Regions from separate parts of the Homo sapiens genome. Here regions 1 and 3 are each linked to region 2. Evidence: chromatin loops called from intact Hi-C (ENCODE). Cell type or tissue: endothelial cell of umbilical vein. All regions are shown on one strand.

Evidence for each region. Peaks named below come from ENCODE experiments on the same cell type or tissue, not always from the same donor. Only the 100,000 strongest peaks of a DNase experiment are listed, where the experiment ranks them.
Region 1: a loop joins it to region 2, with 2.9 times the contacts of the local background. A loop is called at or near these places in 12 of 110 quality-filtered maps.
Region 3: it touches region 2 in a loop (10-fold over the local background); 10 of 110 quality-filtered maps call a loop at or near these places.

The regions. Positions count from the first base shown.
Region 1 is chr1:19,078,441-19,086,440 of GRCh38, reverse strand. UBR4 (ubiquitin protein ligase E3 component n-recognin 4) reads left to right here. Exons shown (of 106, transcript NM_020765.3): 101 at 171-296; 102 at 1,743-1,937; 103 at 4,868-5,092. Among named protein-coding and RNA genes, the nearest start is that of IFFO2, 130 kb to the right of the region's middle. RefSeq lists an enhancer at 4,147-5,346. In endothelial cell of umbilical vein, no CTCF peak of the experiment used is centred here; DNase peaks (open chromatin) are centred at 3,130 and 4,720; H3K27ac peaks cover 4,029 bases.
Region 2 is chr1:18,968,269-18,976,268 of GRCh38, reverse strand. LOC105376815 (a long non-coding RNA gene) reads left to right here. Exons shown (of 3, transcript XR_947015.2): 3 at 4,980-5,791. Among named protein-coding and RNA genes, the nearest start is that of IFFO2, 16 kb to the right of the region's middle. In endothelial cell of umbilical vein, no CTCF peak of the experiment used is centred here; DNase peaks (open chromatin) are centred at 3,078 and 3,558; H3K27ac peaks cover 898 bases.
Region 3 is chr1:18,881,045-18,889,044 of GRCh38, reverse strand. ALDH4A1 (aldehyde dehydrogenase 4 family member A1) reads left to right here. Exons shown (of 15, transcript NM_003748.4): 4 at 2,534-2,581; 5 at 3,417-3,572; 6 at 5,617-5,766; 7 at 5,847-5,921; 8 at 7,158-7,345. MIR4695 (microRNA 4695) reads left to right here and starts at 5,770; the gene lies at 5,770-5,843. RefSeq lists a silencer at 4,685-4,916. In endothelial cell of umbilical vein, a CTCF peak has its summit at 4,743; a DNase peak (open chromatin) is centred at 4,734.

The DNA.
Region 1 (8,000 bases), 110 kb before region 2:
TACCACATTGAGGCTACAAATAGCAAATTCTCTTCGCAGGGTCAGGAGCCTGGGCCGACTGACTTCTTAGTGTTGGCATGCCCCCACCCCCACCCCCGCCCCCCCGCCCAGGTGCCTGGTTGCCACGTTAATGCCAGCAGTCGCTTGTCCCTGCTCTCCTCCCTATCCAGGTTGGCTCGAGGCCGGGAAGAGTGGGAGAGTGCCGCCCTGCAGAATGCCAACACCAAGTGCAACGGGCTCCTTCCGGTCTGGGGACCTCATGTCCCTGAATCAGCTTTTGCCACTTGCTTGGCAAGGTGAGTGTTGAGTATTTTTCATGGTGGAATGGAGGGGATTTGCAGGGGATGGGACAAGACCCGCTATCAGCCCAATCCCCTGGTGACACCATTTCCTGTTACCTTCCTTGGGAATCCATGTCTGTCTGCTTGCTGACTGGGGAGCTGTCCAGAGCATACAGGGTGGGGGATGGAGGCTTACTCAAGGGGTGACCTGACATGGCCCACCACAGGGTGGGAGGAACCAGCACCCTTAGCTTCCAGGGTACCAGATGAAATTTCTGGGTCTTCACTATTCCTTTGCTGATCTTATGACAGAAGATGTGGGGCCAACTTGGTCCTTGAGGCCAGAATTTCTGAGTTCACTTCTACAGTGTGTGGCTCTGAGGTTTAAATACGAAAGTGGCTTAGTGGCAGGGGGGATGTTGGGCTCCTTAGAAGGCCTTCCTGGTCCTAAAAACCCAGATAAGAATAGCTAAAGCATCTGTGAGGTCCTCATGTCTTGCTGATGCCTTGTGGAGTGGTGCCCCACCCCAAGTCCTATTTCAAAGCTCAGGGATAAAAAGATGCCTGTCATAAAACAGGCAGCTGGCAGTGACAATGGAGAGCATGTTGAAATGCTTAACCTCTATTCTTTTGTTTTGAGACAGGGTTTTGCTCTTGTCACCCAGGCTGGAGTGCAGTGGCGTGATCTTGGCTCACTGCAGCCTCCGCCTCCCAGGTTAAAGCGATTCTCCCGCCTCAGCCTCCCAAGTAGCTGGAATTACAGGTGCCTGCCACCATGCCCAGCTAATTTTTGTATTTTTAGTAGAGACGGGGTTTTGCCATGTTGGCCAGGCTGGTCTGGAACTCCTGACCTCAGGTGATCCACCTGCCTCGGCCTCTCAAAGTGCTGGGATTACACGTGTGAGCCACTGTGCCCGGCCAGGCATGTATTCTTGTATACATTGTACAGATGAGATGCAGAGTTTGAGCAACTTGCTCGAGGTCACCCAGTTAATAAGAGGCACAGCCCAGATAGATGGGAATGTGTATTGACATAGGAAAAACAAAAGCAAAAACAAAAAACCCTTTTATTTGGAGATTGAAGAGCTCATTCTTATGGACAGGTCACTTTGTCAGTCAGAATGGATGAGTTCTACATTGCTTCCTCCAAAATGTACTCCACATGCAGCCACGGTATGTCCTACAACATTAGTTCATTAAGAAATGGGCGCCCAAGAGTGGTGGGCTCTCATCAAAACTTGGCGAGTGTCACGTTCAGTCACTGCAGAAATGAAAACGTCCTATGGCCTTGTCGTCCTGCTGGCCCCAGCCTTGGCCTCAACTTTCCCTTGTATTCTTGTCTCCGTTTGCAAACCTTTGCAGCCATCAGGCCTGGGAGTACTGGAAGGAGGCTCTGTCTCCCAAACTGGGTTTTCACCAGGAACTCACTTCCATTTCATTGTTTGTTCTGCTTCCCTCTAGACACAACACTTACCTCCAGGAATGTACAGGCCAGCGGGAGCCCACGTATCAGCTCAACATCCATGACATCAAACTGCTCTTCCTGCGCTTCGCCATGGAGCAGTCGTTCAGCGCAGACACTGGCGGGGGCGGCCGGGAGAGCAACATCCACCTGATCCCGTACATCATTCACACTGTGCTTTACGTCCTGAACACGTCAGTACCCTGTGTCCCAGGGGCGGCATCTCGCAGACCCACCCTGCATCCCTCTGCCCGAGATCCCCTCAGCTTTTTCATAGCCTCTCATGCTAGTTCCGGAGCAAGCGTCTGGCCTAAGGCAGCCTTTTTGCCGAGGTGGGGATGCTCATCTGCATTCTTTTAGGGCCATGCAGAAAAAGCAATAAAGGGAACTTCCTTCCCCCAAACTGCCCTGTCTCCCACCATGGGCAGCCCAAGACCGCATCCTTGGACTGACGTTCAGCTCACAGGGGAGCAGGAAGTGGGAAAAGTCAGGCCACTGAAGCCTCTACTTCGATGCAGCGGCTACTTCTACTTTCCAGACTGTTCTCTTGAATGGGGGGAGGCCACAGGTCGGAGCTGTGCCCACATCATTAGTCAAGGGCATATAGATTGTTACAGGTGATGGTTTCCCATCAAGGGGATGCAGCAGAGCTGAGGACCCAGTTCATAAATGGAAAACTGGATTTGTTATCCCTGTTTTCTCTACAGTGGGTAATGCTTCTGGCAAGTGTGAAGGGAAAGGGAATGTTCAAGATTATCTGGGAAAGTCAACCGACAAGGAAGGCAGCCAGGAAAAAAAAGAGATTGGTAGTTTTATCCATATGCACATTATGGGACAGTTAGGTTGGTACCTGGAAGTGTAATTTTAAAGAAGCACTTAGGCCAGGCACGGTGGCTCACGCCTGTCATCCCAGCACTTGGGAGGCCAAGGTAAGAGGATTGCTTGAGCCCAGCCTAAGCAACATAGCAAGACTCTGTCTTAATGAAAAAAACAATTGTTTTAAATTAGCCAGGCTCACACCTGTAGTCCCAGCTATTCGGGAGACTGAGGTGAGAGGATGGCTTGAGCCAAGGAGGTTGAGGCTGCAGTGAGTCGTGATCACACCACTGCACTCCAGCCTGTGTGACAGAGCAAGACCATGTCTCAAAGAAAAAAAAATTAGGAGATTGACTATCCTTTAGCTCTTCCATTTAATTCACTGTTTCATGCTTGTAGGCCCCATCTCCTAGCAAGAGGCTTACGGTTCCCTGTTGAAAGGTTGTGTACAGCTCACCCCGGGTAGCTGCAGCACAGTTTAGGCAACAGGACAATCTGTCTCTTGTCTTTTCTAGTTCTTTCTCTTCAACAATGTTATCTTTTCCTTCCCTCCCATTTCCTTGTGAGTTAAAAGGCTGACCTCGAGACCACAGGCTTCATTGTTAAAACACGCAGGGGCAGGTTGACATCAGAGTGCATTACATCATCTGCTGAACTGCTTAGACTGGCGGGAGCAGCACCTGGCAGCACTGATGGCGCAGACCTTCCCACTGTCCAAATTTCGCTCCTTCTCAGTGTTCCTGGGGCCCTGGACAGAGCCCTGGGTGACTAGGTGTCAGTATGTTTCTGAACAAGCCAGACATTTGTAATTGTCAGGTCCCTTCATTGGAAAGGGAATTGGCTGTCTCACAGTTTCTTTGGTCAGCCAGAGGCTGACCCAGAAGCTTCACAGAGAGGCCTTGCTTCTCGGCCCAGACTGCTTCCCAGTCGACAGCTATCCAATTGACATTGGTGGGAGCTTGGTCACAGTGGGGCTGAGTGCCTTTGGTGGAATATTTGTTTATGGAGGCAAGTATGTCACAGCATGGCCACCGTAAGCCAGACCAGAGCCTGAGCAGATCCTGCAGCAGCCAACAGCCTCAGATTCCCTACAGGGCTGGAAGATCAAGTTGAATGTATCCATCCATGCCCATCTGCAGGCAGCAGAAGCAGGCAGGGTGTCCTTGCACCCTCTCCTCCTGCTTTCCCAGAGTCCAGCATCTGTGCCAGTGCCACCTATAGACCTGGTAACTTTTTTTTCCCGGTTCTAGTGTTGTGTTTGTCCCCACCTCTCCCTACCAGTGCCCCATGGAGTTAGGATAGGGCATCAAGCATTCATGGCATGAGAGCACCATTCAGGATCTAAGGAGAGAGTGTACCCAGAAGCGTGTCATCAGGAAGGACTTAAGTCACCTCTCAGTGCTGATTCCGTGACCTTTTGTCAAAGCTTCAGCGTGGAGAAGGAGGTAGGGTTAAGATGGACAGGCTACCTGGCTTCAGAACACAGTTTTTTCCACGATGTGAGACTTGGGCAGAATCCTTACCTCCTCTGTACTGCAGTTTTCTGTTTCTTTAAAATTGGGATAGTGGTGGCACTATCCCATAGCATTCTTGTGAGTACTAAGTGAAATAATCCCGTAAAGCACTTAGAGCAGTGCCTGGCACTGAGTCTGGTGTGGTCATCATCATCATCATCATTGCAACTTAGGACGCATGAGGACAAGAAGCAGCGCTCATCTGGAAGAGGCTGTTCTAACGAAGGCGGGAGGATCCTAGATCAGAAGAAGACAAACCGGAAGAGGGAGCCTAGGAAAGGAACCACATGCACATTTAGTGCAAACCATGTAAACATAACATAACAAGACTATGTGGAGCAAGGGGGAGTCAGGCTGTGGACCCACCAGGGAATCTTGATTCATGTTTTTGGCCCCATCACTCACTAGCTTGCTGACTTTGGGCAAGTCACTTCACTTTTCTGGGCCTCTGGAGTTACTAGCACAGTTCCATGTTGGGGAGATTGTGAACGTCCCTGATATATGGTGCTCAGGAACCAGTAGTTGCTTGGAATTGTATTAGAGCTGGGGTAGGAGCTAGACATGGGGCCAGGGAAGAAGGGAAGATGCCGCGAAGAAGGGCCTGGAAGGGGACGAAGGGCGTGGATTATCAGAGGAAGTGGGAGTAGTCGGCAAGGATGGGTGGGGAGTGTTGAGTCATCCAAGCGTTCAGCAAATGTCACAAGACAACGACAAATTGAGCAAATTCTTCCTGCTCTTGCTGCCGGGTCCTGCTTCCACCCTGCTTTTATTTTATCATGCCGCTTTTCTTCTAGAACCCGAGCAACTTCCCGAGAAGAGAAGAACCTCCAAGGCTTTCTGGAACAGCCCAAGGAGAAGTGGGTGGAGAGTGCCTTTGAAGTGGACGGGCCCTACTATTTCACAGTCTTGGCCCTTCACATCCTGCCCCCTGAGCAGTGGAGAGCCACACGTGTGGAAATCTTGCGGAGGCTGTTGGTGACCTCGCAGGCTCGGGCAGTGGCTCCAGGTGGAGCCACCAGGTCAGTACCTGCTTCCGGAAGCTGCTGCTCACTATTTCCCATCATCAGTTTTGAAAAGCTGCTTAGTGGTACGCACGTGCTAGGTGAAGGCATGCTTTGTGACTGCGGTGGTTGACACCAGCCCTTCTCCCTTCTCAGTCTGTCATGTCAAGAGTCTAAGCTGATGGCTGGCAGGTTGCCTGGTCATTTCTGGGTTTTCTGTTCCGCTACTAGAAAGGTAGAGCCAGTCTTACCTACTGTAGAAAATGTTAGGAAGGCAGCCAGGCACAGGGTGATAAAACCAATGAGATGATCAGGGCTAAGAACAGTAATCAGGTTTTCCACATCTTGCTGGTGTTGGCATAAGCCAGGAAAGTTTCAGTGTGGCCACATGGGGTATTTTCTAATAATTAAAAACTCGTCTTCATTCTCTCTTCTTGGTTACATTCCTATCCCATGCGTCCCACATTCCATGAACCTTTCTTCCTCTAGACCACTCTCCTATACGTGTGGACACCTCCCCAAGAAAGAGCATGTCAGAAAGGAAGTGGTCTTTGATTTATGACCTTGGGCTGTGATTTGGGACAGATGGTCTCAAGAGAAACAGCTGGAAACTGCCACCACAGCATCTCTTTGAGGACCCCCATGGATTGCTGTGCGCAGAGGAGACCCCATGGGTACCACTCAGGCTGCCAATGGCCCCACACAGTCTCTACCTTTCCTGGGGAGCTACGGAGCAGGCTCTGGGTTTGGCATTTTGCTTCTGTCCCTCGAGTGAAATGTGCCTCTGCTTCATTTCTGGAAGATCGGGTTTGTGATTTTTGTGATTCTGCTTTAGCCCAGGATTCGAGGGATCATGTCCACATTTGTAGGCCATCCAGGGAGCAGAGAGAAACTTTTAGGGCCGTGATAAAGACAAGCCAAGTGGAAAATAGCCTGTGCCCTCATTGGCACACCTGGTGTCTTTATTTCCATTAGCCCTGATTGATCAAGCGTTGCTGGTCTGTGGGCACTTCACGCTCCCAGAGAGACCAGATTGGAGCTGTCCTGTTGAATCTGGCCTGTACCAGATCATCACTGGAGAGTGGGAGGGGGCGTCTTGTTAGATTCCTAGGTAACCCCTGCCCCCATTCCTAACATATCACTTTCCAGTATTTCCCAAGAGCCTGAATTAATAGTTAACTAGCTGCTGGAAATCAAAAGTTAGATCTTGAGAATACTAAGTTGATAAGTCAGGCTTGGCCAGTATCCATATGCTGCATCCACAGCAAATAGAGTGGCCATTTATTGGGCACAGTCTCTCCATGGCGGGTGTGCAATCTGAACCCACAGGAGCTGTTTTGCTCTCACTTAGGAGACTAGCATTCATTATTGTCCCAGGCAGTTCAGGAAAAGCTGATTTGGTCACAGCTTAATTAGGAAATCCAGTGTGAGCTACTACATTCATGAGTTGCTGTTTTCTCTGTAGCAGTTTCGTCACCTTTACTAATTGGCCTTAAATAATTAAGTTGGGCAGGGTCACTCAGGATTTCTGCTTACCAAAGCACAACAGCCACAGCAAAGGGCCAAATACGGCCGTGGTCCGGGGCCGTGAGCCCGGCACTCATCAGGCAGACTAGGAAAGGCACTGTGGGTTAGCCCGATACTGGGAGGAGACCCATGGGGGAGAGACCGCGGCTGGAAGGGCGTGTAGAGATATCATCCTGATGCTGGGGCAGCCTCACTGGCGGCAGGCTTTGTCCTAAGTCCTGTAAGTCATGGGGTAAGGGGTAGTAGCAGAGACACAGAAATGTAGCTCAGCAGAAGCTGGCCTCTTCTGCACACTTGACATTCAGAAAAAAAGTTCCTCTGCCAGGAACTTGCAAGTACAAAGCCTGGGACATTCTCAGGCGTCTGTCAGAACTTGATCTGTTATCTTGTCTGCCAGGGTAAAGAGCTGCAGAGAAATGGATTCTTGTCCTCATCCACGGGTCCACCTTCCAGGACTTTAGGCTGCAGCATCATCACACGTATGCGGGAGAGAAAGTGGGGGCTTGGGAAGGTACTGGGGCAGAGGGAGGCCACAGGAAGCATATTTCAGTAGAGAGGGAATTGTCCCCATTTAATATTATTTGTTTTTTGCGAGTTATTTATTGAATGCAGGTGTGGATAGCCTGTCTCATGCTAGGCAGCCCCTTCACTTGAGGCCCATATAGTTTTAGCTTCTATAATGAATACCATCTATGTTTCTTATTTTTATGATTCTTATATATACCCATGCATTTTAATACTAAACATTTTAATATATGTCCCTTTAGTCATGGGATGTGTTCCAGTGTGTTTTGAGGTGTAGAATACTCTGTGACAAGGGCTCACCTAGGCTTTACTTATTACAGATGTGATGGCTGTTGGCAAACAAAACCTCCGTAGAGCTTGGGTGGTAGAAACTGAATCCTGACACTGATATTTCACTGTCTGTGCCGAGGGGAGCCTGATATTTCTGTGTTTCATACTGGCTCTACCTGGTGTAATCATTCCTCAAACCTCAAACCAAGAATTCTGCTGAGAAGGCAGTGGACATTGTTAGAGGCAGTCTCCCCCTGCCTGTCGCTCCCCATATTCCAAGGAACTGGCTGGTCTTTAATCCTGAACTGAATCATTGGATTAAGTAGCAACGATACTGGTTAGAAACAATGGGGTGTGGTGAGCAACTTGGATTATCCCAGGATTTAGGTGATGTCAGGGTGGCTGCATGCTCCATCTTAGACATTACCATTGCTTGATACCAACTTCCTAGCAGCTTGCTGCCATTTAACACAGCACATGTTTGACAAGTTACCGTGTTTGACTGGTTTAGGTCTGCTGGCTTTTAAGAAATTTCTCCTAGTGGGAATGTAAAGACTGAATTAAAACCTTGTTTCCTACCTCATTTATTAGGTTCCATCAAATT
Region 2 (8,000 bases):
TCCGCGGAGGTGGCTGTCTGCCTTCCTTTTTCTGTCTCACTTCCTCATCCTGGGATCACCTCCCCAGTTTCACCATATTGGGGGGTTTCACCATATTGGCCAGGCTGGTCTCAAACTTCTGACCTCAAACTTCTCACCCCAGTAAGCGACATATTCAGGTACACGAAGCCTTGTATCAGATCAGCTTTTGGGGGCACCCTGGCTTAGGCAGTGCTCCCAAGCACTAGTTGTGATTATGGTCCTATGGGGGCCAGATGAGTCTCATGACCCCTGCTGGCCCATCCACATCTTGTTCCCAGTGTGCCCCACAAGCCTGGTCTTTCTATTCTCCACCCTGAGGAGGTGAATATAAGGAATGACTTACGCTGAAGGAGCTGAGGCCTGGAGAAGGAAAGACGGGGTCCCAAGGATTCCCGTGAGTCACTGGAAGTGCCTACACTGAGGATAAGGGCCGGTTTGGCTGGGTGCGTTGGCTCATGCCTGTAATCCTAGCACTTTGGGAGGCTGAGGCAGGCAGATTGCTTGAGCCTGGGAGTTTGAGACCAGCCTGGGCAACATGGCAAAACTCTATCTCTACAAAAAATACAAAAATTAGCCTGGCGTGGTAGCGTGAGCCTGTAGTCCCAGCTACTGGGGAGGCTGAGGTGGGAGGATAGCTTGAGTCCGGGAGGTCGAGGCTGTAGTGAGCCGTGATCACACCACTGTACTCCAGCCTGAGAGACAGAGAGAGATCTTTTCCCAATAAATAAATAGATAAATAAATAAAAGAGCTGGGTGAAGTAAAGACTTACAATTGTCCCCCTTATCTGAGAGGGCTACATTCCAAGACCCCCAGTGGATGCCTGAAACTGCAGATAGTACTAAACCCTATATATACTGTGTTTTTTTCTATACATACATACCTATGATAAAGTTTAATTTATAAGTTAGGCACAGTAAGATATTAACAACAGTAAAAGTAAAAGAGAATAATTATAACCGTATCCTGTGATAAAAGTTACGTAAATGTGATCTTTCTCGTTCCCTCAACAACTCTTATTGTGCTGTACATATTCACCTGTGTTCAGGCCACTGTTGACCAGGGGTAACCAAAACTGCGGAAGGTGAAGCTACAGGGAAGGGCGGATGACAGTACTTTGTGCCTGGCTCTGTGTGCAAAGCACTTTCCAGTGCTTGTTCATCCTCATGGCCACTCTGTGAGACAGGATGCTACTATTCCCATTTTACTGAAGCTCAGAGAGGTGAAGTGCCTTGCCCAAGGTTATACAGCTATTAAGTTGTGAGGTTCACATTTGAACCCAGGGCCGGAGCTCTTCGCTATGGTGTTATACCCGGGCTTTCAGGCCTGTTTTGCAGCTGACCCACCTCCTTTCCATTTAGACGGATGGGGACTCTGGTTTGACTGGGGAGGCTCGGCCTTGCTCTGCCTCCTGCTACCTTGGCCCCCAGCCCAGCTGCGAGGACACCATTCAGGCATGTCTTTGGCTGGGTTTTTTTTTTTTTTTTTTAACAGATTTATGTTTAGCAGGGAAGCCCACTCACAGGAGAGAGGCTGGGGCTGGACCAGGAACAAGGACGCTGCTGTGGCCTTGTTTGAGGTCCCACTGACTCAGGAACAAGGCAAGCCTCTTAGTCTGTTTCCTGGCTCATAAACCAGTGTTTATAGGGTACTCTTCTCTGATTTCCTTCCCTTCCTTCCTCTCTCTCTCTCTTTCTTTCTTTCCTTTCTTTTTATTTTATTTTTTTTTTATTTTTTGAGATGGAGTCTCTCTCTGACGCTCCGGCTGGAGTGCAGTGGCATGATCTTGGCTCACCACCACCTCTGCCTTCCAGGTTGAAGCGATTCTCTTGCCTGAGCCTTCCGAGCAGCTGGGATTACAGGGACCCACTACCATGCCTGGCTATTTTTTTTTGTTGTTGTTGTATTTTTAGTACGACGGGGTTTTACCATATTGGCCAGGCTGGTCTCAAACTTCTGACCTCAAGTGATCCACCTGCCTCGACCTCCCAAAGTGCTAGGATTACAGACGTGAGCCATGGCGTCCGGCCTGTCCTCTGATTTTCAAGGGGCTGGAAGGGACACCGCAGGGGCAGCTCCTGGCATGGCCCTGGGACCCCCGTGAGAAAGCAGACTTGTACTTGGGCAGGCTAGTACAAGTTTGCTTGTGCTCAGTTTGCTTGATTCAGCTGGGAGCAGGGGTAGGGTGGAGGTGAGGAGGAAAAAGATGGGAGGGAACTCACCTTTACTGAGTATCTATCCCATATCTGACACTGCATTAGGCACTGGGGAGTTGTCCCCTTAGGCAAGAGCCAGTCTCCAGTCCCACAGAACCCCTGATCGATCAACTCCAGGGTGTGTGGGAGGGGAAAGAAACTGACAACTGCAAATACAGTGCAGTATAACAGCAAAAATTTATCGAGCACTTACTATGTGCAGGGGTTTCACGGGTGTTATTCAATCCTAACACTGATGCCAGGCACAATCTACTGTCACTGCACCCATTTTACAGATGAAGCAGCTGAGGCAAAGAGAGGCTCAGTCACTTGTCTAAGAACACACAGTTAGAACTAGGAGGAGCCAGACTGGAACCCAGGCTGTTTGGCTCCAGAACTTGCAGTCTAAGCTGCCCGTTCTACGGTCTTATCAATAACAGGAGGCACGGAGGCAGCACGGGGGACAGATCTCCTCTGTTGGGAGTGAGACTGGAGAACACAGTGGTTTCCATACTGATGCCTGATTGAGGCTTTGAAAAATGAATAGGAGTTAGGTATAAAAGAGGCAGGGAGGGTTTTCAGCAGAAGGAACAGCCTGTGTAAAGGTAGAATCCTGAGCTAGCACATTAGGCTGGGGAAGTTGTAACTGGTAGTGATATTACTTGGGGACGGGTTTGGGAGTTACAATTCAGGATCGCTGGAGCATCAAACATAAGCAAGGGAGAGGTGAGGTGAGGCTGGAGACCAGGCTCAAGCCGCAGAGGACCTCTCCTGTCCTGCTAAAGTGTGTGAACTTTGTATAAGACACAGTTCCCTCCCCAGGGGCCTGTCCTGAGCTTGAGGAGACGAGCCACATTATTAGGAAATGATGATGAATCCACGGCTTCCTCCCATAGAGTGAGGGCAGAAGAGGAAGGGCTGCAGTCCCAGCTACTCGAGAGGATGAGGCGGCAGCATCTCTTGAGCCTAGGACTTCAAATCCAGCCTGGACAACATAGAGAGATATCATCTCTTAAAAAATAAAAATAAAAAATAAAAATAAAAAAGAGAGATAGTGGGAAGTGTGTGGGGGACATGCAGAACGGAGCGGGTGTGAGTTGTGGAAAGAAAGCTCAGTAAAGCATATGTTATTTTTAGCCCTGTGTATCCTCCTGCCCCTTTCAAATCTAACTTGATTTCAAATCCCTGCTTGCTGCTGACTAGCTGTGTGACCTTGGGGAAGCCACTGAACCTCGCTGAGCCTTAGTTTCCTCCTCACCTATAAACTGGGTGGAAATAAATGATGACAATCTCCCAGAGTTTCAGTGACGAGTTCACTGGATCTTTGCCATATCACCAAGATCTTTGCCATATTAGCTAACCACCTCCACCAGGAGGTGGCAAACTCTTTCCATAAAGGATTAAATAATAAATATTTTAGACTTTGCAGCCCATTGTCTGTTGCAACTACTCAACTGTGCCATTGTAGCAGGAAAGAAGCCTTACACAAGAAGTAAACTAATGAACCTGGATGTATGCCAATTAAACTTTATTTATGGACCCTGAAATTTGAACTTCATATATTTGTCACTACCACAAAATATTATTATTTTTAGAGACAGGGTCTTGTTGTGTCACCCAAGCTGAAGTGTGTGGTGTGCTCATAACTCACTGTAACCTCAACCTCCTGGGCTCAAGTGATCCTCCCACCTCAGCCTCCCAGGTAGCTGGGACCACAGATGTACTCCACCATGCCCAACTAATTTTTAAATTGTTTGTAGCAATGGTGTCTTGCTATGTTGCCTAGGCTGGTCTTGAACCCCAGGCCTCAAGCTATCCTCCTGCCTCAGCCTTCCAAAATGCTGGGATTACAGGTGTGAGTCACCATGGCTGACTCACACAAAATAGTATTCTTCCTTTGATCTTTGTTCCAGCCATTAAAAAATGTAAAATCCATTTTTTTTTTTTTTGAGGCAGAGTCTCGCTCCATCACCAGACTGGAGTGCAGTGGTGTGATCTCGGCTCACTGCAACCTCTGCCTCCCGGGTTCAAGCAATTCTCCTGCCTCAGCCTCCCAAGTAGCTGGGACTAAAGGTGACCGCCACCACGCCCAGCTAATTTTTGTATTTTTAGTAGAGATGGGGTTCCACCATGTTGAGCAGGATGGTCTCGATCTCTTGACCTGGTGATCTGCCTGCCTTGGCTTCCCAAAGTGCTAGGATTACAGACGTAAGCCACCATGTCTGGCCATAAAATCCATTCTTAGTTTGTGAACGGTGCATAAACAGGCAGTTGGCCAGATTTGACTCGACTCATAGTTTGCAGACCTGTGACCTAAATTATTATATATTTTTTAGATTCACCTTTTACTTACTTAAACAATTCCTTTGAAAAGGAAATTTTCATCATACCAACGTCACTTAACATAGATACAAGATGGCCATGTAACTATGATAGGCAGGGTGCGGTGGCTCATACCTGTAATCCCAGCACTCTGGGAGGCTGATGCAGGCGGATCACCTGAGGTTGGGAGTTTGAGACCAGCCTGGCCAACACAGTGAAACCCCGTCTCTACTAAAAATACAAAAATTAGCCGGGCATGGTGTCACGTGCCTGTAATCCTAGCTACTCAGGAGGCTGAGGCAGGAGAATCGCTTGAACCCGGGAGGCAGAGGTTTCAGTGAGCCAAGATCGCACCATTGCACTCCAGCCTGGGCAACAGAGTGAGACTCCGACTCAAAAAAAAAAATGATTAATGCAAATTTACATTATTAAATTCTCGACAGACCTCTCATCTGAGCCTGGGGCTTGTTCTTTCTTTGTTGAAGAGGAATACAGAGGTGTCAAGGACAGATGAGAACAAGACTGAGACTTTCTACTTGTTGAAATCTGCGAGAAAAAATGGGAAAGGAATGAATGAGAGGTTATCTCTTAATGTAAGTCAATGTTTATTCAATGCTTTGCCTTGTACAGCCTCAAATCATCTTGGGATCCACGGTGGGAGGCAGCACTGATGTGATGTCATCCAGTGCCTAGAGATGAGCCTGGCTCTATTACTGGAGACCGCTGGTGGCTGCATGGTGCCCTGAGTTATAACCAAGATTGCTGAATATCTGGGGAGAAAATTTCTGTCTCTGATCAGCCTCGGGGGCATGAGTCAACCTCTGCTAAGTGTTTTGAGCTTGCCTACTGACAAGTTGATGGCCAATGCAGAGAATTATTATTCTTAAGAAGATTGTAATCACAACTATGATGAATCCAGGTTGATGAGACATTAATGCCTGAAAGCTTTGGAGTATTTTTGAAAAGCATCGCTAAAATAATAATTGAAATCGCAACAAGGGGGAATCAAGAACATAAAAGCTGACTGAGATAACCTCGCAACCCCGCCTGCCTTTTCTAGACACCAGCTTGCTGGGGGGCTTCATGAGGCTTGTGAAGAAGACAGGACAAAAGAGTCAGGCTGTTGGGAATTTTAAGGTCCCAAGTGACATGATGCCTTCTGATGTTCCGGGCCTCAGTGGCCTCATCTGAGAAATGGGAATGATAATAGCATATGTGCATGGACCAGATGAGCTCTTCTGGTCCTGTTCCAATTCTGCCAGCTCTTACTCGATGAGATTCTTAACTCCTGGTACCCAGGTGATTGCAGCATGCCAGGTGCTCTCGTTCTGGGAGGAGTACCTAACTCAGGGGTAGTAAACGCACTGCCTGGGGGCCAGATCTGGTCCTTAGATGTTTTTTATTTGACTTGTATAGTTAAATACTTATAAACAGCTTTTGAGATTTATTACATATGGTAAAGTAATAACACAGACAGAAACAAGTACAATACTTTATTAACTGGCTCAGTGAACTGTCACCTAGCAGACACTGGGGTAACCACCAACCAAGCATGGCTGGCCCCTCAGGATTCACCCTGGGCCTCCTTCAGTCACTTGACACTGTGCTGTACTTTTTTTATTTTTTTTGAGACAGAGTCTTGCTCTATCGCCCAGGCTGGAGTGCTGTGGTGTGATCATAGCTCACTGCAGCCTTCACCTCTTGGATTCAAGAGATCCTCCCGCCTCAGCCTCCTGAGTAGCTAGAACTATGGGTGTGCACCACCATGCCTGGCTGATTTGTAAATTTTTTGTGGGGACAGGGTCTTGCCATGTTGCCCAGGCTGGTCAACTCCTGGACTCAAGCAATCATCCCACCTTGGCCTCCTGAAGCACTGGGATTACGAGTATGAGCCACTGCACCCAGCCTGTACTTTAAAATATTATTATTATTTTTAGTTTGGCCATGTGCTACCTTGCTGTCTTCTTAAGCTGACACTAAATTATGTTGTTGTTTTTTCACACCTATTCTGCAATTCTCCGACACCAACTGAGGGTCCAATAATTCAATTCAATTCCGACAGTAACTACTTGGAATGCATGCGGACTGCACAAGTGAAGGGCTCAGTCCCCCAAAACTGCCTGACTTCAGACACTGGTCCCAGGAGATCACCCAGACTTCTGACCAATTGGCTACAAATCGAGAGTTCTCCTGACCCCGCCTCAGGCTCAATATTTCACTTGCATGACTCGCAGATTTTAGGAAAACACTTCATTTATGTTTGCTGGCTTGTTACAAAGGGTACAACTCCGGAACAGCCAGATGGAAGGTACTGGTGGAGGGGCGCAGAGCTTCTGTGTCCTCTCCCGGCCCCCTACCCTCCCACCCAGCACCTCCATGTGTTTACCAACTCAGAAACTCTCTGAACCCCATTGTTAAGGGGTTTTTATGGAGGTTCCATTATTTAGGCATGATTGATTACAATCTTTGGCCATGGGTGATTAAATTCCATCTCCAGCCCCTCTCCGCTTCCCAGAGATGAGTGGTGGTGCTGAAAGTTTCAACCCTCTAATCATGGCTTGGTCTTTTTGGTGACTAGCTCTCATCCTGAAGCTCTTTGGGAGTCCCCTCACTAGCAAGCAAAGTACAGTAAATTCCGAGAAACTCAGAAACCCTGCTGAGAACTAGAAACCAGACAAAAAGATTAAATATTTATTTTTTAATTATTTCACAGAGTGCCTTTAAGCAAAGGCATGCACACTCCAATTTGCCACAGACTCCACCATGCCCCATTATTGCTCACTGCCCTATTCATAGATTTGTGTTGCCTGTTCAGCCTCTGTAGGCATTTGAAATTGTGATGCCTGCTTAATAGATATTATTTGCCTTAATAATAATTGAAACAGTCATTGTCATAATAATAGCAATGATAATGTATTAGTCCATTCTCACACTGTTATAAAGAACTACCTGACACCAGGTAATTTATAAAGAAAAGAGGTATAATTGACTCACAGCTCCACAGGCTGTACAGGAGGCATGGCTGGGGAGGCCTCAGGAAACTTACATCAAGGCGGAAGGTTGAAGGGGAAGCAAGCACACCTTCACATGGCAGCAGGAGAGAGAGAGCAAAGCAGGGAGCGCTGCACATTTTTAAACAACCAGATCTCATGAGAGCTCACAAGAACAGCGAGAACAGCAAGGGGGAAGTCTGCCCCCATGATCCAATCACCTCCCACCAGGTCCTGCAACACGTGGGGATTACAATTTGACATGAGATTTAGGTGGGGACACAGAGCCAAACCATGTCAAATAACAAAGTAGCTATCAACTGTTGGGTATTTATACTATTCCAGGGGCTGTGCTGAGCATGTCAGATATAGCATCTTGTTTAATCTTCACAGAAATTCTTCTAAGTTGGCCAGGCACGGTGGCTCATGCCTGTAATCCCAGCACTTTGGGAGGCCGAGGCAGGTGGATCACAA
Region 3 (8,000 bases), 87 kb after region 2:
CCCCGAGCACCTCAGATGGCATTGGCCTAAGAAGCCCCCATGCTTGGAGTTTATCCATCCAGAAACTGGCATGCACTTTACGTGGGCCAGGAAACTCATAGGTCTGTGATTTGAGGGAGAATAAAAGGTCAGCCCTTTTGCAAACAGGGCAAGCACATTCTGGCTCTGTCCGGCTGAAACCCTGGGCAGACGTGTGCAGGGGGAGGGGTGACTGAGGGGGAGGACCCAGGTCCCCCACTCTGAAGGTTCCCAGGACAGCCTGGGGCAGGAGTTGACCACAGCAGTGTCCTGGAGCTCTAGTTGCTGGGTCAGGACTACCTGGAGCTGTCCAAGCATGGCCTGGGGTCTGCAGGCATTGGCCAGGTCACTCTGTCTGTCACTGGGTGTGTGTGCAGGTGCCAGCTGACAGCAGCACCTGCCACCCAGCTCCCTGGTTGTCTCTGTAGCTGCCTAGAGCTTGCCCTCACCTGTAGCTCCGCAGGCGTCTGAGGCTGCATGGCAGCTGGGATTTTTCCAGGCAGCGAGGCTCCGGCATTCTGATAAGCCCCTGGGTGGATACTGCTGATTTTCATTTCCCACATTGCCTTGCCGACCTGGCTGGAGATTCTGGCCATGTGCTGATCACTGTGGCACGAGACATTTGGGGTTCTGGGGCATGTGAGGGCAGGATCTATGTTTGCCGGGACATAGTGCTGACGGGGTTCTGCAGTCCACTGGGGCCCAGGTCGCAGCCACCTTCTCTGCCCTTAAGCATCACAGGCCAATCTCAGGTGTGGCCCGAATACAGAGTGACTGTGCCAAGCTTTAACATGAAGGAGAATGGTCACTTTCTACTCAAGCCTAGACCAGCGCCGGCCAGTAGAATTTCCTGCAGTGAGGACAGAAATGTTCCAGATCTGCATTGTCCGTTCCAGCGGCCATGAGCCGCCACGTGTGGTTGTTGAGCATGTGAAATGTGGCTCGTGGCTACTCTTTTAGACAGGAAAGCTCCAATAACCCACCAGAAGACGGATAGGTAGCAAAAGTGTCAGCTATTACGATATAAACTATCTTGCCAGCCCTAGGAAGGAAAGAAGTGAAATTTCTCCCTGCTTCATTGGTCATGCTAGCGTTCACCACTGCCGGGCATTAGGTTTTGAAGGGAAGACAGGGGTTAAAGAAAGACACACACACAGAGAGAGGGCAGCTGAAACAGCAACACCAGTATATTGCAGAAACCTGAGGAAGTGGGGGACCAGCTTAATGCCAGGGCCCACCGCTGCTTACAGGCTGAGGTACTCATCGGTATGGGTGAGACGGGTCTGGGCAGTATGGCTTGCTGCCTGGCAGGATATTGATAAGATGTTGTTATGATCAGGTGGTTTGGCCCTCTCCGGTGGGATGTCATCGTGGTGTTCCTTGTACCTTTACCCAGCAAGATATGATAGGGATGGTTTTTTTTTTTCTGAGACGGAGTCTCGCTCTGTCGCCCAGGCTGGAGTGCAGTGGTGCGATCTCGGCTCACTGCAAGCTCCGCCTCCCAGGTTCATGCCATTCTCCTGCCTCAGCCTCCCCAGTAGCTGGGATTACAGGCATCCGCCACCACGCCCAGCTAATTTTTTGTATTTTTAGTAGAGAGAGGGTTTCACCATGTTAGCCAGGATGGTCTCGATCTCCTGACCTTGTGATCCGCCCGCCTTGGCCTCCCAAAGTGCTGGGATCACAGGTGTGAGCCACCGCGCCCGGCCAACAGGGAAGTTTCTTTAGGTGGGCCTTCGTCCGCCTTGCGGTCAGGCGGCTGAGCCGGATGGTTCTCATGGCCTGAGCTCCTGTGAAATGTTTCACTTGGCCCGAGGTCTGCAAAATAGCGGGGAGCTGACAAAATGGTGCGGTTTGGACCAACACCAGGTTGTGTTTATAAATGTTTGTTGAGGATCTTCCTATTTAGATTAGTAAATCTGGGGCTTAGGAAACAATTGCTCTGTCCATGATGGCTTCGGGGCAGGGCGGAAGTCCCAAGCATGTCACAACACCGGTGCATTCTTTTGGGCCTCACCTGGTTTTGTTGCCCATAGTCGCAGCCTCATACTGGACCAAAGAATTTTCATCCATGATCCCCTTTGGTTCTCCTGTCCATGCTAAGAGACAGGGAGGGCAGTCCCCATTTCCTAGATGAAGAGACTTAGGGAAGGAAGTGAGCTTACCTGGGGCCCCACAGCTAGTAGGTGGCAGAGCCAGGATTCGAACCCATGTCTCTCTGACCACAAAGGTCCGTGCTTTCCTGGAAAGACCCTGGGGTCTATGCCTTTCTCCTGGACTCTGAGCCTTCTGGAGAAGGAGCCATGTCTTACTCATGGTATAGCGGGTACACCAGCACCCTTAACAGGGAGCAACCTGTGGGCCGGGCACTGGGGAGGGTTTCATGGGAGCGGGGGAGGGGGGACAGCAGGCGTGTCCAGGACTTTCCTGGAAAACCGGCTCTGAGTCCAGTCCTCTTCATCCTTATCCTGGCACCTCCCTCCCGGGCAAGGACCTCACTCTTCTCTCCTTTCAGCCTTTTAACCATGGACATAAGGTGGCCAAGTTCTGTTATGCAGACAAGGTGAGTGAGCCTGTGTGCCTGGTGACCCGGGGTTAGGGTTGCTGCCCCTGCTCTGCCCTGCCAGCTGCTGATATGGCGGGGGCAGGGGGCATCAGTTGCTGTGTCCTTCTTTGGCCATGGTGGGTAGGTGGGCAGGGGGTGGCTGACACTGAGGGAGTCCCTGGGTGATGTCTTTGACTGGGCCAGGCATACAAAGGTTAACTTGAGCCAAACACAAGCTGCCTCAGCCAGGGCTGAGACATTCCCAGACATGCCCATTGTGGTGGGGCAGACCTTGGACTGGGGAGGAGGTGGATTCTGGAAGGCTGAGTCAGGGCAATTGGAGACACCATTGATGGAAAGCTAGGCCAAGAATTGGCACTGGAAAGGGCCAGCAGGAGGGGCTGGGGTGGCTGGGGGTCCAGGAACTGGCATTGTGTGGCGATGAGGGCAGTTGGGGTCTGGGAGGCCAGCAGCAGAGCCGTGTCTCAGGCTCCAGTTGACCTCAAGTTTCTGGATGGTGGGTTAAGGGGCACCAGGTCCCAAGAATAAGGTAAGGTTTTGATTAGACCATGAGAGAAAGTGGAGCCAGTGTAACAGCTGCGGGACTCAGTGCCAAGGCCTCGGAGAGCTGACCAACCTGGCCGGGCCCTTCAGGCTTCAGACTGGCAGCCACTACAGGCTCTGATGGGACGCTGTTGTTGGCAGCTATGGTGGCAGGGGGCTGAGGGCCCAGGGAGACAGGCATTGTCCCCGGATGGAAGAGAGTGGCCTCCCAGGTCTCTCCTCCCTCGCTCACTCCCCAGGGCCTTTCCCGCTGCAGGTGGCAGTCCCCAACCTCTCCCTCTCCCTTTAGAGCCTGCTCAACAAAGCCATTGAGGCTGCCCTGGCTGCCCGGAAAGAGTGGGACCTGAAGCCTATTGCAGACCGGGCCCAGATCTTCCTGAAGGCGGCAGACATGCTGAGTGGGCCGCGCAGGGCTGAGATCCTCGCCAAGACCATGGTGGGACAGGTGAGGTGCTGGTGGGCCCGGGTGGGTGGGGCGGGGTGGGGTGGGAGTCAGGTGTGCCCTACCCATGGCAGCAGACATCAGCTGAAGCGCTTCTGGGTCCTAAGCCCTTTTGGGGACCCAGAGATGTCCTCAAGGGACAAGGCCTAGGAGCTGGGATGGATGATCACAGATTATTAGGCGAGACAGATTGTGCAGAGCCCATGTGTCCTGCCTCGGAAATGTCCCCTCTCCTCCATCCCTCTGTCCTCGCTCCTAGGCCTTTGTCATGCTTTGCCTGGACTGGTGGTGGCCTGCACTGTCTCCCTGCCTCCTAGCTTGGTCAGCCCCTCGCCGCCCTCAGAGTGGTCTTTCCAACACCTCCAGGATGTTACTCCTGGCTTATGACCCACCCAGACCTCTCCACCACTGAGAGGCAAGTCCCAAGACCTGAGCCCCATACCCAGGGCCCTTCTGCCCACCTCTGTCCAGCTCGCCCACTGCTCTGCATTTCCCTGCCAAGCTGTCCTGCCCATAGTGTAGCCATTTGGCACTTAGCAGGACTCCCCGGCCATGGCAGGCATCCTCTCTGCCTCTGCCCACGTGTCCTCCTGCCTGGAATGCCTGCTGTCTCTTCCGTGCTCAGTGAACTCTTACCTCCTGGTCCAGCCCAGATGTCACCCCCTCCGTGAGACTTCCTGAGCCTTCTCCAGCCGAAAGGACTATTCCTGCCTCTGTTTCCCCAGAGCATGTTGTTCCTGCATCAGTTACAGCTCAGATTGCACTGGAGTGTATTGAGTTCCTAGGTACTGCCCCTTTACAAGCTTTTTGGACATAGTAAACATGTCTTGACATTCTCGGTCTTTTTCTGGGCTTTGCATGATACCTTTCAGGAGGCATAGCAAGCCCCTGATCAATGGTTTTCTCTGCACAGAGCTGGCATGACAGCTCCTCACCCTGCTAAATGCAAGTTGAGTGAGGAGTGGCTCTAGCAGGCAGAGTGTGCGGGGGACAGGAGTCGAGGGAGAAAGGGTTATTTCACCACCTCCAGGACCTGAGCCCTACGCTGCCAACTAACCTGGGTTCCTGAAGGGTAAATTGCAGGAGCCAGAACCCAGGCTGCTTTCTGGATCAGGCATTTGCCACTGCCTGCTCCTCGGTCCCCATGGTGAGCGCCCCCTCTGCTGCACAGAGCTGGTATGACAGCCCCTCAGCCTGCTAAATGCCTTCTTAGATTGGCTCAGCAGCCCTCTGGGGTGGGCGTCAGCTCTGCGTGTTCCTGGTGAGCCGCACGTTGCTGGGAAGACAGTCTAGGATCAGTTTAGGCTTTCTCTGTATTTGGCCTAAGACTCAGGAACTTCTAGGAAGCAAGGTACACATCTTAGCTCAGCTTCATGGGCTGTGTGTCTCTAATAGGTCGTGCACCTGCCAGTGACCTTGGGTGCCAAGAGGAGGCCACGTCAATCTGGAAAAGCCCCGTTCTTGGCTGTCCACAGTTCTTTTCCCTGCAGCTCACATTTGCTGTTATTAAGAATTGACGGTTTAAGGGAATCACAGTCACTCGCCTCTTGGTTTTTGGCCCAAACTAACCAGCAAGGCCGAACATCATTCCTGGGGAAGGAGCCATCCACCTCCCACACACCGAGTCTCTCTCCTGGTTTTCCAGTGACCAATCTCCAGCTCATGCTAATCTGCCCTTCTGTCTGGAAGGCTCTGATCCTGAATTTAGTCTGAGGCTTGACCATAGATCCTTTGCCATGCACCACCATTCAGAGTTGCTATGAAATGAAGACAGTGCATGGCAAGTACCTGGCCTGCTACAGAGGATCACTAAAATTCTTCTGATCCCCGTCCAGCCCAGAGGGCCGGCTACAGGAGGTGCTAGCTCAGGGGCTTGAGAATCCTTTCCCCCTCAGCCCCTGGGATGGGACCTGGTGAGCCCTCCAAATGTTTCCTGGTCCCTCCTGGGGCCCGGCTCAGTGCTCGCTTTGGGCACAGCGTCAGATGTGAGAAGAGGATGGACAGGAGGCTGTTGGCTGCTCCTGACCCCCGGCCCTCTGCCTTGCAGGGTAAGACCGTGATCCAAGCGGAGATTGACGCTGCAGCGGAACTCATCGACTTCTTCCGGTTCAATGCCAAGTATGCGGTGGAGCTGGAGGGGCAGCAGCCCATCAGCGTGCCCCCGAGCACCAACAGCACGGTGTACCGGGGTCTGGAGGTACCTGCAGGAGGCAGTGGGCGAGCAGGCGGGGCAGCCCAATGCCATGGGCCTGATCTCACCGCTGCCTCCTTCCCCAGGGCTTCGTGGCGGCCATCTCGCCCTTTAACTTCACTGCAATCGGCGGCAACCTGGCGGGGGCACCGGCCCTGATGGTGAGATGTGGGCACAGGTGGGACAGCGGCAGCTGGTTGTCCTCCTGGTCCCAACAGACAGACAGAGGCCACCCTGAGCCCCTTGGGTCTCAGCCTAGTCATGGGGAGAGGCACAGAAGGTGGAGGCAGCTTGGGGCTGTGGGTAGGCTTTGGGACCAGAGACCCAGTTTGAATCCCAGCGTCGTGCCTCTCTGCCTGGGAGACCCTGGCAATCCCTGAACTTCTCTGAGGCACAGTTTCCTCATCTGCAAAGTGGAAATAATAGGAAAGCCTCCATGACTGGGTTGTGAGGCTCAAATGAGACACATCCAGCAGCAGGCAGGGCTGGCCCGGAGCTGGCTGAGTGTTGGTGGCTCTGTTGATGATCATTACCGCTGACCTTCAGTGCTCACCACGTGCCTGCTGCTGTCAAGCACGGCATGGAGATGATCTCATTTCATCCTCTCAGCAGCTTCGAGAGGGAGTTGTGACTCTGCCTCTTTGCCAGATGACAAAACTGAGACACACAGCCGTGACTTACTTGGCAAGACTGAGTGACTAGTAAATAAATGATGGAGCAGAGAAAGATTTGGATGTAGTCTCTCTCGGGGTTGATGGTATTCAAGTCACTCCTCTGCCATTATCGGAGTGAGGTTGGCTATTACTGGATGAAGTCCCAGGCCTGTGGGGGAGGTGCAGCCCAGCTCCCAGACAGCCTGGGTGGGAGAGGTCCACATAGTTGTCGGGAACCCCGAGCCCCAGACAGGGGCACTGGATGCTGATGCCGGAGTGTGTACTAGGGACATGGATGGGGACGTCCTCATGCATCTGTGCACAGACAAACACGGTGCATGGCCAGGCGCCCACGTGCCTGGCTGCTGCACATGCCTGACCCAGGACATGTGCTGAGAGAGCCCGTGTGTACTTGCCCCGCCGCGCCCGGTGAGCACTCAGTGACTCTAGCAGTAAGAACAGACCTGCCTAGGTGATGGCAGGACCGGTTGGTGCAGGCTTCTGGGGAAAGGGAGCCTTGGCCAGAGCGTGGGGCAGATTGGGCTGTGCCGTGGCCTCCTTGGCAGGGACTTTTGGAGATAGGGCCAGACGCCTTGGAGGAGTGGGGTCGGGTAGGGGATGTCCTGGTTGGCACAGAGTCTGGTGGTTCCAGGTGAGGGACAACCATGCTGTAGGGTAGGGTGGGGTGGGGGTTGGGGGCTGGTGGCGCCATCCTCATGCATCACTGAAACACCTCCCGGGCAGGGCAACGTGGTCCTATGGAAGCCCAGTGACACTGCCATGCTGGCCAGCTATGCTGTCTACCGCATCCTTCGGGAGGCTGGCCTGCCCCCCAACATCATCCAGTTTGTGCCAGCTGATGGGCCCCTATTTGGGGACACTGTCACCAGCTCAGAGCACCTCTGTGGCATCAACTTCACAGGCAGTGTGCCGTAAGTCCCTGGGGATGGTGTAGGCTGTGGTGGCTAGGGGACGTTCACCTGCTCACCTGCTGTCTGCCTGGGGATGGGGCTGTGAACCCAGGGGTCATGCACGGACTCTACTCCCTTACTTGCTGTGTGGCTATGAGTGAGCCACTTCACCTCTCTGAGCTTCCATTTCTTCACCTGTACAGGGAGTGATTATCCTTAATTTGCAGAGTCATTGCAAGGATTAAACATGTTAATGAACAGGAAAGAGCTTCGCAGACTGGAAGTGCACCCTACAGCTGTGGGTAATATTGATTTCAGTGCTACCTCTGCTACTGGAAAGGGCACAGGGGAGCACAGAATGAACTGGAGGAGTCAGGAAGCCTTCCTGGAGGAGGTGACATCTAAGCAGAGGAGTTGGCCAGGCAGAGGGGAAGAGGCAGGAGAAGAATATATATGTTGGGAGAGGGAATAGCACATACAATGTTGCCAAGCCAAAAACTTGTGCTCTGGGGCATGGCAGGATCCTGTGTGGCTGGAGTGTGGAGTTTGGGGGCGACAGGGCAAGAGAGTGAGGGCAGGGCATGGTTTGAGTTGAGGTAGGGGAGGCAGGCCACTACCTGATCTCGACCATCCATGCACTCACTGGCTGAGCAGGAAATTTGGAGCTCACACTAAG